Linked DNA regions of Mus musculus: regions 2 and 3 are each linked to region 1. A link is a loop called in an ENCODE intact Hi-C map of the cell type or tissue named here. Cell type or tissue: heart. All regions are shown on one strand.

Region 1 (4,000 bases):
ATGTTTGCCTGTGTGTGTGTGTGTGTGTGTGTGTGTGTGTGTGTGTGTGTGTGTGTGACATGTGTGCAGTGCATGAAGATGCCAAAAGATGGCATCAGATCCTCTGGGACTAGAGTTACAGATATTTGTGAGCTGCCATGTGGGTGCTGGGAATTGAACCGTCATCCTCTGTAAGAGCAACAAGTGCTCTTAACCACTGAGCCATCCCTCCAGTCCCTCGTGTATCTATTTTTTAAACCAATGACTATAAACATTTCAGAGGACAAAGTCCTTATGTAGTAATAAAAATAACTTCTAAATGTCTTAACTGAGGTGCGCATGTATTCAAATTCCATCATCCACATGCCCGGTTATCTGAGAAGTGTTGCAAATGACGAAGCACCAACGGTGAGAAGCCTGTGTAGGGTCATTGAATTTAGAAAGAGGTCTGGAAAGGAGCCAATAAAGTCCTTGGCTTTAAATAAGATCCTGGTGACATGTTTCATTTTGCTTTCTGAGATTAATTAATTATGGGAAAAGTCTTAGCATTTATTTAAAGGGTCACATGGGAAAAGTTATCCACTAGGAAAGGCCTGGCCTGAGACTGAGGGGCATTTCCAAAATGAGATGATTGACCTGTGGAAAGTTACTAGGAAAGAAATAATGTCTAACATTCGTGGTTTCCAAATTAGAAGGGAAAACTTATTTTTGAGGCCACTGTTGTGTTTGAACCTTTATACACTTTTCTGAGGGGAAGATCACGGAGAGCTCTGGAAATGAAAACTTTTCTGAGTTGTTTGTTATCTAGCAAGACGCTGGACTCATGCATGTAATTGGATTGTTATGTATTATAACACATATGGAAAGGTAGTAGGTTATACCCTCAGACATATAAATGGAAAAGAGAATATTCAGGACAGGCTCAGGCAGTGATGCACACGGGAATGGAAAGACTGAGAATAAAACTAAATGAAGACAAAAGAAAAACAAAACATTTTACCATGCAGGAACTGGTTCCAACAAGGCCTGGAAACATTTGTTAAGACCCCTGCAGAAGGGGGCAAAACCCTACTTGCTGCTCTTGCAGAAGATGGAGTTTAGTTCCCAGTACCCATAGTCTCATAGGCACTGCATCCATGCAGTGAGCACACACACATAAAAGAACAGTAAATAGATCTTTTTAGTTCTGTTTTATTGTTTTTAATTGTGTGTGTGTGTGTGTGTGTGTGTGTGTGTACATCTGAATGAAGGTGTCCATGGAGGACAGAGGTACTATGTCTCCTGAAACTGGAGTTACAGGCAGTTGTGGACTGCTGGATGTAGGTGCTGGGACTGGAACTCTGGTCCTTTGCAAGGGCAGTACATGCTCTTAACGGCTGAGCCATTGCTCCAGCTTTCAATGTGTTCTTTAAGATCCCTGAGAAACGAGAAGTCCTTTTTACTTGTTTGCTCTTTGGGGATAGGCTCTCACCATGTAGCATGGGATGACCTCAGAGCCACCCTCCTCCTCCCTCTGTGCTAATAAAAAAGAAGTTGTAAGGCCCAGCCACCTTTTCTTGATCATCGCATGTTGTTAGATGCGTGTTCATTATATCAGTAAACCCCCCCACATGGATAACTCACAACAATGCAGCAATGATAATTTTTAAAAAGAAGTTTAAAATGCAAGGTCAGGACTAAGTCTTGGTTTCTCTTCTATCTATAAACCTGGAAAGAGTTTTATATACTTTATTCCCTCTTTTTTTTTTTTTTTTTTTTCCCCAAGCTGAAGAACGTTTGAGCAATTTTTCTACCATGACATATACCTAACAAATTATCTCAGGGGTTGGGAGATACACAAGCAAAAGATCTCTTCAGGGAGCCAAACTCCAACTTGTCTTCCCTTCACTTCTCCTCTTTCGTCTGAGGTTTGAAGAAAATAAACATAATGACCAAGTCACATGTCTGTCACATCCCCAGATTCTCTGTCAGCTTCCCTTTTTATCGCTTGCCTTTCTCCCCTGTCAGAATTCTTTTACAACTTCCGAATCATTTGTAAAGGTCATAGTCACAGTTTGTCCCACATTAGCAACTTTTGCTTAAAAATTGCTTTAGTCATAATTTGACACCCGCACTTAATTTTTTTTTTTTTTAAACACTAAGTATCTCTTTGGCCGTCTGCTTGCAATTTCAAATTTTGCAGCTCTCCTCAGAGATCATCTCACACTTTCCTAAGAAAAAGATTCTCCCCACCTTGTCAGACCCAGCCTCCGGTTGTGTTCTGCAAAACTTTCTCCCTGCTTAAAAGTTAGCAGTGAAATAAAAACCTGTGGGGAAGACCTCCTCCGCGACGACTGACCCGCAGATTCTAGCAGATTTGTGCCAAGAACAAAACTTTCACTTTTATGCACAGTGGGGAACTGACTTCCCTGCCTTTCCCTAATTTAGGGTGAGTATTTATTCAGCGGCTGCATTTTGTTGGCGGTGCATGGGGATACAGGTGCAGTTCCTTTCTAGATTTCGCATTGTCTGGAATGTTCCACGCTGTGGTCCAAAATATACTTTGCGTTCCCCAAATGAGAGGAAGAGCTTGGAGGACTAGGTGATTTTCACTAAAACTGGTGCTGAGTTTGAGCTTCTCTAACGCTGGTCAGTGTCTGCCATGTAACCAATGGGATGGGCTGACCCAGCTTAGACTTTTGCTGGTTTACAAACTCTAGAACTAAAAGCTGAATTTCTCCAAAATTCAAAAACTGTCAAGAAAAGAAAAAATCACCTGGACTCTGTGGCCCAGAGTGAAGAGCTTTTACACAATGAGGCTTTGTTTGGCTTGAGTTTCCAGTGCATTGAAAATCCGATAAAAGTTCCTGTGCTGCTTGTGACTGTTGTCCTACAGGGCCTCTGTGCTGGCGGGGCGGGGCGGGGCGGGGGCAGGGGTGGGGGAGGGTTGTGAGATACTATTTCCCCCTCACAAGCTGCCCAGGATTTGCTTATGTAAAATCCAACGGGTAGAGGACACTTCAGGAATAAAAGTAGATGGTCTGAGCGTGACAATGGTTTGTGCAAAGTGACAGTGCACAAGCCGATGGCTCGGCGCAGCGAGTTCAAGTTGCTTGAGCAGATCTTTGAAAGGAATTAATCGTCCCACTTGTTCCTATGAGTCCTCATGAGGATTTTCTACATTTTAATCTCAAAGGTTAGTTATTGGTGGACAAGCACTCAGAAAAGTATTAAGAGTATTGAGAAATGGTCCCCGGTGGGTTTAAATCACGAGCGCTATTTCTTATCTTCCAATACCGGTTAGGTTTCAGTAAGATCGTAACAAAGTCTTTCCATCGAAATGTTACCAGGATATAATAGTGACCAATGCCTGAGGAATCACAAGTGTATTGGCTCTCTTCAGACAACGCACTCAGCTTCTAGGCTGTCATATCTCCAGTCTTTGGTATCAGCTATTCCAAGAAAGCAGATCCGCTCATATCTTCTAAGACAGACAACTTACTTTGTGAAGATATTGAACTTCATTCCTGACTTCCATTGAAGTGGAAATTGGTAGATGTTTTTAGTCTTTTTTTCTTCTTCTTTACTTTTGATGCTTGACTCCCTGCCTGTATGGATAGTCATGAGGGACTACCTTCAACTTGAGCATTTTCTTCACAATTTTCAATCAGATTTATCAAAATGACATCACATGTTGCCCTTTGCCCTCCATTCTTTCCCTACCCCTACATATCAGCTAATTCTGTAAGCTGGGAAATTTTTTTTTTTTTTTTGCATGGGTCTAGAAAAAGAACACAGAGACACTGTTGCCAACTATCAAGGAGTACATGGAGGTGGTATTTTTGTAAGTGTCCTGCAGATGTGGAGGGCGGTTCCCACATGAATATCGTTTGGTTTCTCAGGCAGTTTGTGGCAGAAATTAACACGATCTCCCTCCCACAATACAAAAAATAATGTCACAAAGGTGAATCTTAGATACATATTGACAATAAAGAGCTGAAAGGACACGGTGGGCGAAAGTCCTAACTAACTTGAAAAATAT
Region 2 (4,000 bases), 110 kb before region 1:
CTAAAGATATTCTTTTCCTTGAATAACAAGAGTTATATCTAGACGCCTCTGCTCGTTTTAGTAATAAGGGGAGATGTTTTATTACCTGGCCCGTTAAGGAAGCTGCAAGCTGTTAAACTCCCATGGATCCCCAGCTGCTAGGCTTATTAAGAAAATGTTACAATGGGGGGAAATTGACAACACAGGCAATACAGATATTTTTAGTTTGTGCTGCAAGGGTGTACATCTTGGGTTCTGTTTAGGATTGAGCACAAGGGTATGAATCTGGATTATTTTATAAGATTGTCAATCAGAAATCCATGCTAAGTGCTTACTCTGTTGCCGTCTTATGTAAGGGATAGTATGAGAAAACCAAGGTAGGTGAAATACATTTCCAAACTTTCAAACTTTGTTAGGAGGGAAGTAGTTTGATAATTCTGTAAGAAGCTGTGTCCATTTCTTGCATCAGGAATTCTACAGAAATTATTTCCCATGTCTACATATTAAAATGTAAACCATGTAGCACCAGTGAGGCAAAGCCAAGAATGTGGAGATCTACTCACTAGTAAACATCCATTAAGCCACCATATAGAGAGAGCCTTCCATGCAGCTGTTACAGGGATCCCACTGCTGGGTGCATAAAAGCCTATCACTGAGACACACTCTGGAGAGAAAATTAAGGCCCGAAAAAGTTTTTGTAGCAAGATGCCATATGTGTGTGCTTAGAGCACACAGTCATGTTTACACCCCCACCCTACTTGGGAGGGCATGCTGGCAAACGACAGCGGGATTGTATGTGTTAAGAGATGAATGGAAAAATGGACCATTTACATTTTTATCATTTTATGTAGTTTTTGAATATGGATTGAATAATTTAGCAATATAAACAACTTTGGTATTATTTGTTTAAATATAGGATTCTTTCCAAAGGCCACCCAGCCAGGAAAGGGTGCAGCCAAGGCTGCAGAGCATCTGTCCTCTGGATCCTTGCACACTGCTTCCTGCTAGCACCCCCTTAAGTTCAGGAGGTGTTTCTGTCATTTGCTAGTAAGTTATAGAACTTATTCCATTAAATTATTTCTAGAAAACTAATCAGAAGGTCCAGGGCCCAGCTGCTTCAACAATGTGTTCATCCTCTAGAAGAGGGGTTTGCACCTTGTCTGTTACCATCTTGGCTCTTTTATGATGATAACATTGTAGCTTAGCCAGGAAAAAATCAGTGACCCTGAACTAGGAAACACAAACCGAGATTTCCAACAGCACAAATTACCTTAAGGAAAAGGCATTAGGATAGCTTGCGAGGTTGGGGTGGAGGAAAGGCATGAAAATAGTTCCATTAGCCAACTTGGTCAGTGGGCAGGTGCAGGAAGTGGCAGATAATCCCAGCCAAGATCTATAAATATACCCCAGTATCACTATTCAAAACCCACAAAATAAATGAGCAAGTTAGAAAACTTGGCAGCATGTAGAATCTAGATGCAAACCCTCAGTTCTCAGTTAACTCACGATGTTTTCTGTGAGTCGGCATGCTGTTGAACTGTTTGGGGTTTCTGTTTCCCCAGCAGTCCAGTGGTCAGGAAGCATTCTCTCTTAGCTCCTTCACAGAGTTGTGAGAAACTAGTATGTCAAAGAACAACCTTTGAAAGTGCTAACCTTCACAGGGAATGAAGGTCTCTGACACTAATCTTACAGAAAAGCTATTTGAGACTTGAAGGTAGGAGGAAGCATCAAGAGAGCATTTGTGATAGCAGTGCAGGCATACAACCAAAGAAAAGCCATCTTGTTGGTCATTTATTTTAGTTCGGCTTATGATTATAAGCAAAGACTGACTGAGCCCAGTATCTGCAGAGCAGTGACAGTGCCATGCATAGACAGAACTGTCAAGAGAGTGGCATGTGCTACAGGGGCATGCTGAGCTATGAATGTTGATCAGGGCCCTGGAAGCAAACTGATGTGAAACTTAGGAAGGAATTAGGGCAGAGGTGGGGGTTGGACTTAGTGATCCAACTCCAGGATGGCCCAGTGCCTCAGAGGAGCAATTTCAGGGTGGCCAGGGACTTGGATAGCACAAATGACAACTTCCTAGAACGGTCTGTTCCAGAATCCATAGAGCAAAGGAAATAGCCTGGCCTTATCCTGAGTAAGTTGACAGGAACCAGGAAAGGAAGTATTTGTGGTGGGACAAGTACTTATAGCATCATTAAGTCTCTTCTGAGTAGAAAAAAATGGGAAAAAAAACTTGGTGCAGCACATGTGGTAAGTCAGTTTCCATGGCGTGGGAGAGCGGGAGGAACACAGCAGCAGAGGAAGATGGTGCTGGGTGGCATGGGGCACTGCACTCAGGGTCCTGTGTGGCTGTGCCACTAACATGCTAATGACCTTGGAAATGTCATTTTCTTCCTGAGAATTTTGAATTTTTTTTTTTTTGTTTCAAAGAGTTTTCTTCCTATCTGGTCAGTTATTATGAGGATTAAGTATTCTTTTAAAACAAACAAACAAACAAACAGGCCGGGCAGTGGTGGCACACGCCTTTAATCCCAGCACTTGGGAGGCAGAGGCAAGCAGATTTCTGAGTTTGAGGCCAGCCTGGTCTGCAAAGTGAGTTCCAGGACAGCCAGGGCTATAAGAGAAACCCTGTCTCAAAACAAACAAACAAACAAACATTTTAAAAATTATATAATTTCTTTATTTACATTTCAAATGTTAACCCCTTTCCTGGCTTCCCCTCCAAAAACCCCTATCCCTTCTCCCTCCCCCTGCTCACCAACCCACCCACTCCTGCTTCCTGGCCCTGGCATTCTTCTACACAGGGGCATGGAACCCAAGGACCAAGGGCCTCTCCTCCCATTGATGTCTGACTAGGCCATCCTCTGCTACGTATGCAGCTGGAGCCATGGGTCCCTCCATGTATACTCTTTGGTTGGTGGTTTAGTCCCTGGGAGCTCTGGGGGTACTAGTTGGTTCATATTGTTGTTCCTCCTATGGGGCTGCAAACTCCTTCAGCTCCTTGAGTCCTTTCTCTGGCTCCTTCATTGGGGACCTTGTTTTCAGTCCAATGGATGGCTGTGAGCATCCACCTCTGTATTTGTCAGGCACTGGTAGAGCCTCTCAGGGGACAGCTATGGATTAAATATTCTTATAAGCAACTAGCATACAGCTCCTAGAACACAATGCAAAATAAAATATTGGTGTATTCCTTTATTTTGAGAAGAGGTTCAGAAAACCTCCAATGGAACAAGCCAGTTGGGAATGTAGAGCTCAGGGGAAAAGCAGGCATGATTTAGTCTACTAGGCGCAGGTACCCAGCCCATCTTTACAAACAGAGAACAAAGCCAAAATAGCAGAGAAGAAAAATCTTATAGAGGGAAGGAAGATTAGAGGCAGGAAAGAGAAAATATAACTGTGCAAGAATGTAGTCTCCTCATACAGGCCTGATGCCGTTAATGCATAGGATGAAGTTCCTCTCAACCTGACAGATTGGGAAGACACTGGACTGCATAACTCAGCATCACTTGTTTTCCCTGTGATACAGGCTGAGTTTTATGTTTGGTTGTAGCTGTTTTCCTTGGTTGTCAGCTCTCCTGATATGTATATGAAGAAATCAAGCATTAATAGCAATCTCTCTCTCCTCTCTCCTCTCTCTCTCTGTCTCTCTCTCTCTGTCTGTCTCTCTCTCTCTCTCTCGTTCATTCTGTTCTGATTCCATCTTTAAAAGAAAGAAAGATTCCTCTCTTTATCCCAACCACTGTGTCCCCTCCCCCCTCCACTCCTCCCAGCTCTCAGCTCTCTCACCTCACTTCTTCCCCATATCTGCTTCCCCTCCATCTCCCATCACAAAAGAGCAGGCCTCCAAGAGACAATAACCAAACAGAACAAAACAAAAAGGCAAGGCAAAAGTCCTTACACTGAAGCTGGAGAGGCAACTAAACAGAGGAAAAGACTCTAAAGAGCAGGCAAAAGAGTCAGAGACACACCCGCTCCCACAGTTAGGAGTTCCACACAAACACCAAGCTAATAGCAA
Region 3 (4,000 bases), 68 kb before region 1:
CCCTACCCAGACCTCATCACCACCCCTCCCTAAGAGCCATGGGCAACCCAGTTGCTCTCCTTTCAGAAGCTGGGAACAGAGAGTAAGTACAAATAGAACCTGGATGTCAGGGTGAGGGGTGACGACAAAGCACAGACTTAAAGTTCCAGGTAGAGTAAGTCTACCATGAGCAAAATGGAAGGGGCATGAGGAGGCTATGGTGTCCATCAGTAATTCCAAGACCCACACTGCCAACTTAAGACCAGCAACAGCCCAGAGGCTGAGGGTCCTTGGTGGTCTGCACATCAGGATTTCCTGAGCAGGCCCTGGGACCCCAGCATGGGCTTCCACTGAACTTGTCTCTGGCGTTTGCTTGGAGCTTTGGTTTTATCTCTTGTGGTATTTTTTTGTTGTTGTTATTTTTGTCTTCCAGAGTGGAACACTTAAGGAACCGGACTCCAGCAAGACCCCTCCTCAGCGGCCACCTCCCCAAGGTTGTTTACAGTATATTCTCGACTGTAATGGCATTGCAGTAGGTCCAAAACAAGTCCAAGCTTCTTAAAGCGATCAGTAGTTAATTTTCAAAACAGAAAACTTAAGCCAAAAATAAAAAGAAGAGAAAAGAAAGGAAGGCAGGGAGGGGAGCGGCAGATGCTCCGCAGTACACTGCTGTGTCCTCTCAGTGCTGACTGGACTGTTTCTCCTATGCAGTGTCAGCCCCCTGTCTGGTTGTTTACCTGTCCCTGTTTGTGCTTGTAATGCTTCTACGTTCTTCTGTATAATGTGTGGTTCCAGGGCTGTTTGTTAACAGTGTACAAAAGAATCGTGCCTCTCTTAAGTCCAGTGGGACTGTTTTCTGGGTGGTTTGATCGTGTTTTTAAAGCATCACATTATGAGGGGTGAGGTCCTAGCCCTGGGGTGGTTGGGAGAAACAGCCACTACAAAGAGGCCCAGCTTCTCTCCTCTTCCCTCAGGCTCAGCCTCACCTTCTCGCACTTACCTCCACGAGTGCTTGGGTCTTCATTGAACTGTGTTTAACTTCCTCCCTGCATGACTAGGGTAAATAGATAGCACTTCTAAGAGATTTCCAAGGTCTACTTTTCATAGTTCCACCCAGTGAACTTGAAGGCATCCATCTCTTTCTCTATTCGCTACAGTCTGGTGCAGTTCGAGTGTGTGTGAATAAGCTGGCTGTGCCTGTAGAGCTCTTGTGTTTTTAGTGACGAAATACAAAGAACCAGCTGCTTTCAGGAATGTGTTCCATAATTTATACCCCGTGTACCCTTCGTTTTTACTATTAATTAGCTACAAGATAAAAAAAAAAAATAAGGGGCCGCCGATGTGCAATATCTAAGTGATCTCGTGTTTTCCGTATGTTGATCTCAGTGCCTGCAGTTGTTTCTTTGTTGCTGTTTCTAAGTTGGCTGTGTGTGCTTCTGTGGAACTAGGCTGCCGTGTATTCCTCAAAGCTTGACTTATAGACAGAGCTGATTCTCCAGCAGTGTTGGACAGAGAACACAGGGAGTGCCCAGTCTCAATAGTCTCAGAAGGTGACCATTCCCCAGGCTTCTTAGCATGAGACCAGATCAAATATATATGTCTCCTGCCACCTGAGGGGGTGTTCTGCCTATATAGCTCTGGGCCTGACCGCCTTAGTTCTCAGCCTTTGACCTCTTTGGAGACCCCAAACCAGGGAGCTTTCTGGAAAAAACCCTGCTTGAGATGTAGGTGGCATGTTGGGCTGAGGCACGAGGCCTTGGAGAACCATTGCTAGTTTATTTGTCCTTCCTTGTGACAAGGAGCCCTGGACAGATGACCTAGTTGTTAATTAAGCCAGAATTTGAGAGTCAGTACCTCATCTTGCCATCTGTGGGCAAGGCTGGGAATGGTTCCGAGTCACCTTCTCTAGTCCCCAGCCCGTACGGAAGCTCACGGCATCAGTCTGCCTTTTAGAAGAAATGCTTCTGGCTCTACTGTTACATTCCCCACCTTTGCGGTGACATGGCTGGGTTCTGGACTACCAGGTCTGAGGAGTGAGCAGGATTGGTTAGATGTCATTGAGTCAAGGGGCACATGCCCTGGTTTCTCTTTGGTTTCTGGAAAATTCTGACACTCTCGAGAAAGACATACAGTCTAAGTGCCGTCATCTGTGACCCTTCCCTTAGCTGAAGATGGTATTCAGTCAGTTGTAAATATACACACATATGCATATGCACTTCCAGGTAGGTTAAGAATCAGGACCTTAAACACCTCCTGGTCTAAAGAAATGTTAGAAGAGAATACAGGAATTTCCCAGGATGGAGGAATACATTTTTGTTTGTTTGTTTGTTTTTTAATTTTTTGTTCAAGTGGTGAGCTGATGGTGGTATTGCTTCTCTGCATGTTATCAGTGTATTACATCCAGGTGCTTTTCATGTGACATTTGTGAGCCACTAATATAAAGTTGCCATTTGAATTCAGTCAGGCTACAGGGTGGTATCAGCCAAGGCCTCTCAGGTGGGGGTTAGAAGCTGATTACAGCTCCCACTGCCACTCGAAAGCAGATAGCAGCACCTGACTATCACGTGCCCTCAGGCAGCATGCTAAGGGACAACTCTGTGGCCTGGGGGACACTTTTGTCACAGTGTAGGGTTTCTGTTCAGGTGTTTCGTTCCCATTTCTTTTCCAGTGTTGTCCCCCTCTTTTGTACTGACCCGGCTGGGAGCCCCTCAGCCATGCTGGAGATGTGACAAAGCATCTCCCTTTTGTGATTCTCTTGTACAGCTCAATGTGCAATAAAGGAAAAGTTATATCTGTCTTCAGTGTTAAGTTGTAAAGTTTCTGGCTGTTCGATTACCTCTGTACAGGTGGGAAAGCACTCAGGTTTATGATACAGGAGGCTGAGCTATCAACCTGAATTACTTGACCAGAAACGACCCAGTGGTAATGCTAACGAAGTCTTGGTGTCAGGCTTCAGGAGGCAGAAGCTGGTTATCCGATTTGGCTTTGAACTCCTTAAATACGTAGAATTCCACATATTTTACATATGTACTTTAGTTCTGTGTAGTGTAACTTACTATTCATTGGTGACTGATGATAAAGGGGAGCTCATGCCACATAGAGGGGAAATGAGCTGGTAACCCCGGGTGTAGCATAGACACACTTCTGCCTCTGCAGAGGACATGGGGCGCTTTGCTGTCTACCAACCTAACAGAACCAGTCTTGGCTGCAGCAGGCCCATGAGCTTAAACTCTGGGATTGAGGTGAGAAACTGGATTTTCCATATCAATTGGAGTCATTCTCACCAGTCAGTGTGTATCTGTGGGGTCTTTTTGACTTCAGAGATGTGCAGAATCCCCTTCTGAAAGATAGGAACTGATACCACACTTTCTGTCCTTCACCGCCCCCACCCCCCAGACAAAGGAGGGCTTTTTGTCTCAACAGGCCATCTATCTGATGGCTCTGTGTCTCATATTGGGTGAAAGGTGTGTGGTTATTAAGGGGCTGTTTGCCAGATGGTGCTCACAGCATCCCTGGGGGAGACTAAGATTTGGATGTCTGGAGAATTTCCCCACACACCTGAGTGGTTTGTCATGCCGGGGCCCCTGAGGATGGCACTCAGGCAAAGAGTGCCTGGGAAGAAAGGGCTGATCCCGGTCGTGGGAGTTAACCCTCCAGTGAAGCCCAGGTGGGATGGCTGTGGCAATAAGGCACCTGCAGGCTTGGAGCAGGATGAAGGGCAGAGCCATGGAAACAGTGTCAGGCACTGGTGATCTGAAAGCCCAGAATCCTTTCTGAACAACTTTTTCATCTGTTATCATCTTTGAAACAACTGCTATCTTTAAAACACAATGGTAGGACTTTTAGGTGGTTTGTGGTCCCGAGAAGCTTGGTGTCTTGCTGAGGGAGGTGTTACTCATGTTTCTGAGGTGTTCTGATTCCTAGTCTCCTGTTTGTCCCCTGACCTCTCTCCTGCATTGTGTATGTGGAATCTGGGGCTCTTAGGAGGCCTCAGAGCAGGGTGGCCTCTTCTGAGTACGTC

The links. A loop is a pair of places that touch in the nucleus more often than their neighbours do. Peaks named below come from ENCODE experiments on the same cell type or tissue, not always from the same donor. Only the 100,000 strongest peaks of a DNase experiment are listed, where the experiment ranks them.
Region 2: a loop joins it to region 1, with 2.6 times the contacts of the local background. A loop is called at or near these places in 2 of 42 quality-filtered maps.
Region 3: it touches region 1 in a loop (6-fold over the local background); 5 of 42 quality-filtered maps call a loop at or near these places.

The regions. Positions count from the first base shown.
Region 1 is chr6:115,341,852-115,345,851 of GRCm38, forward strand. No RefSeq gene overlaps it. Among named protein-coding and RNA genes, the nearest start is that of Gm38878, 18 kb to the left of the region's middle. In heart, no CTCF peak of the experiment used is centred here; a DNase peak (open chromatin) is centred at 2,450.
Region 2 is chr6:115,230,717-115,234,716 of GRCm38, forward strand. The region is part of intron 1 of Syn2 (synapsin II); the gene reads left to right. Among named protein-coding and RNA genes, the nearest start is that of Timp4, 19 kb to the right of the region's middle. In heart, no CTCF peak of the experiment used is centred here; DNase peaks (open chromatin) are centred at 85, 1,345 and 2,045; H3K27me3 peaks cover 3,594 bases.
Region 3 is chr6:115,273,784-115,277,783 of GRCm38, forward strand. Syn2 (synapsin II) reads left to right here. Exons shown (of 13, transcript NM_001111015.1): 11 at 413-473. Among named protein-coding and RNA genes, the nearest start is that of Timp4, 24 kb to the left of the region's middle. In heart, no CTCF peak of the experiment used is centred here; no DNase peak of the experiment used is centred here; H3K27me3 peaks cover 3,677 bases.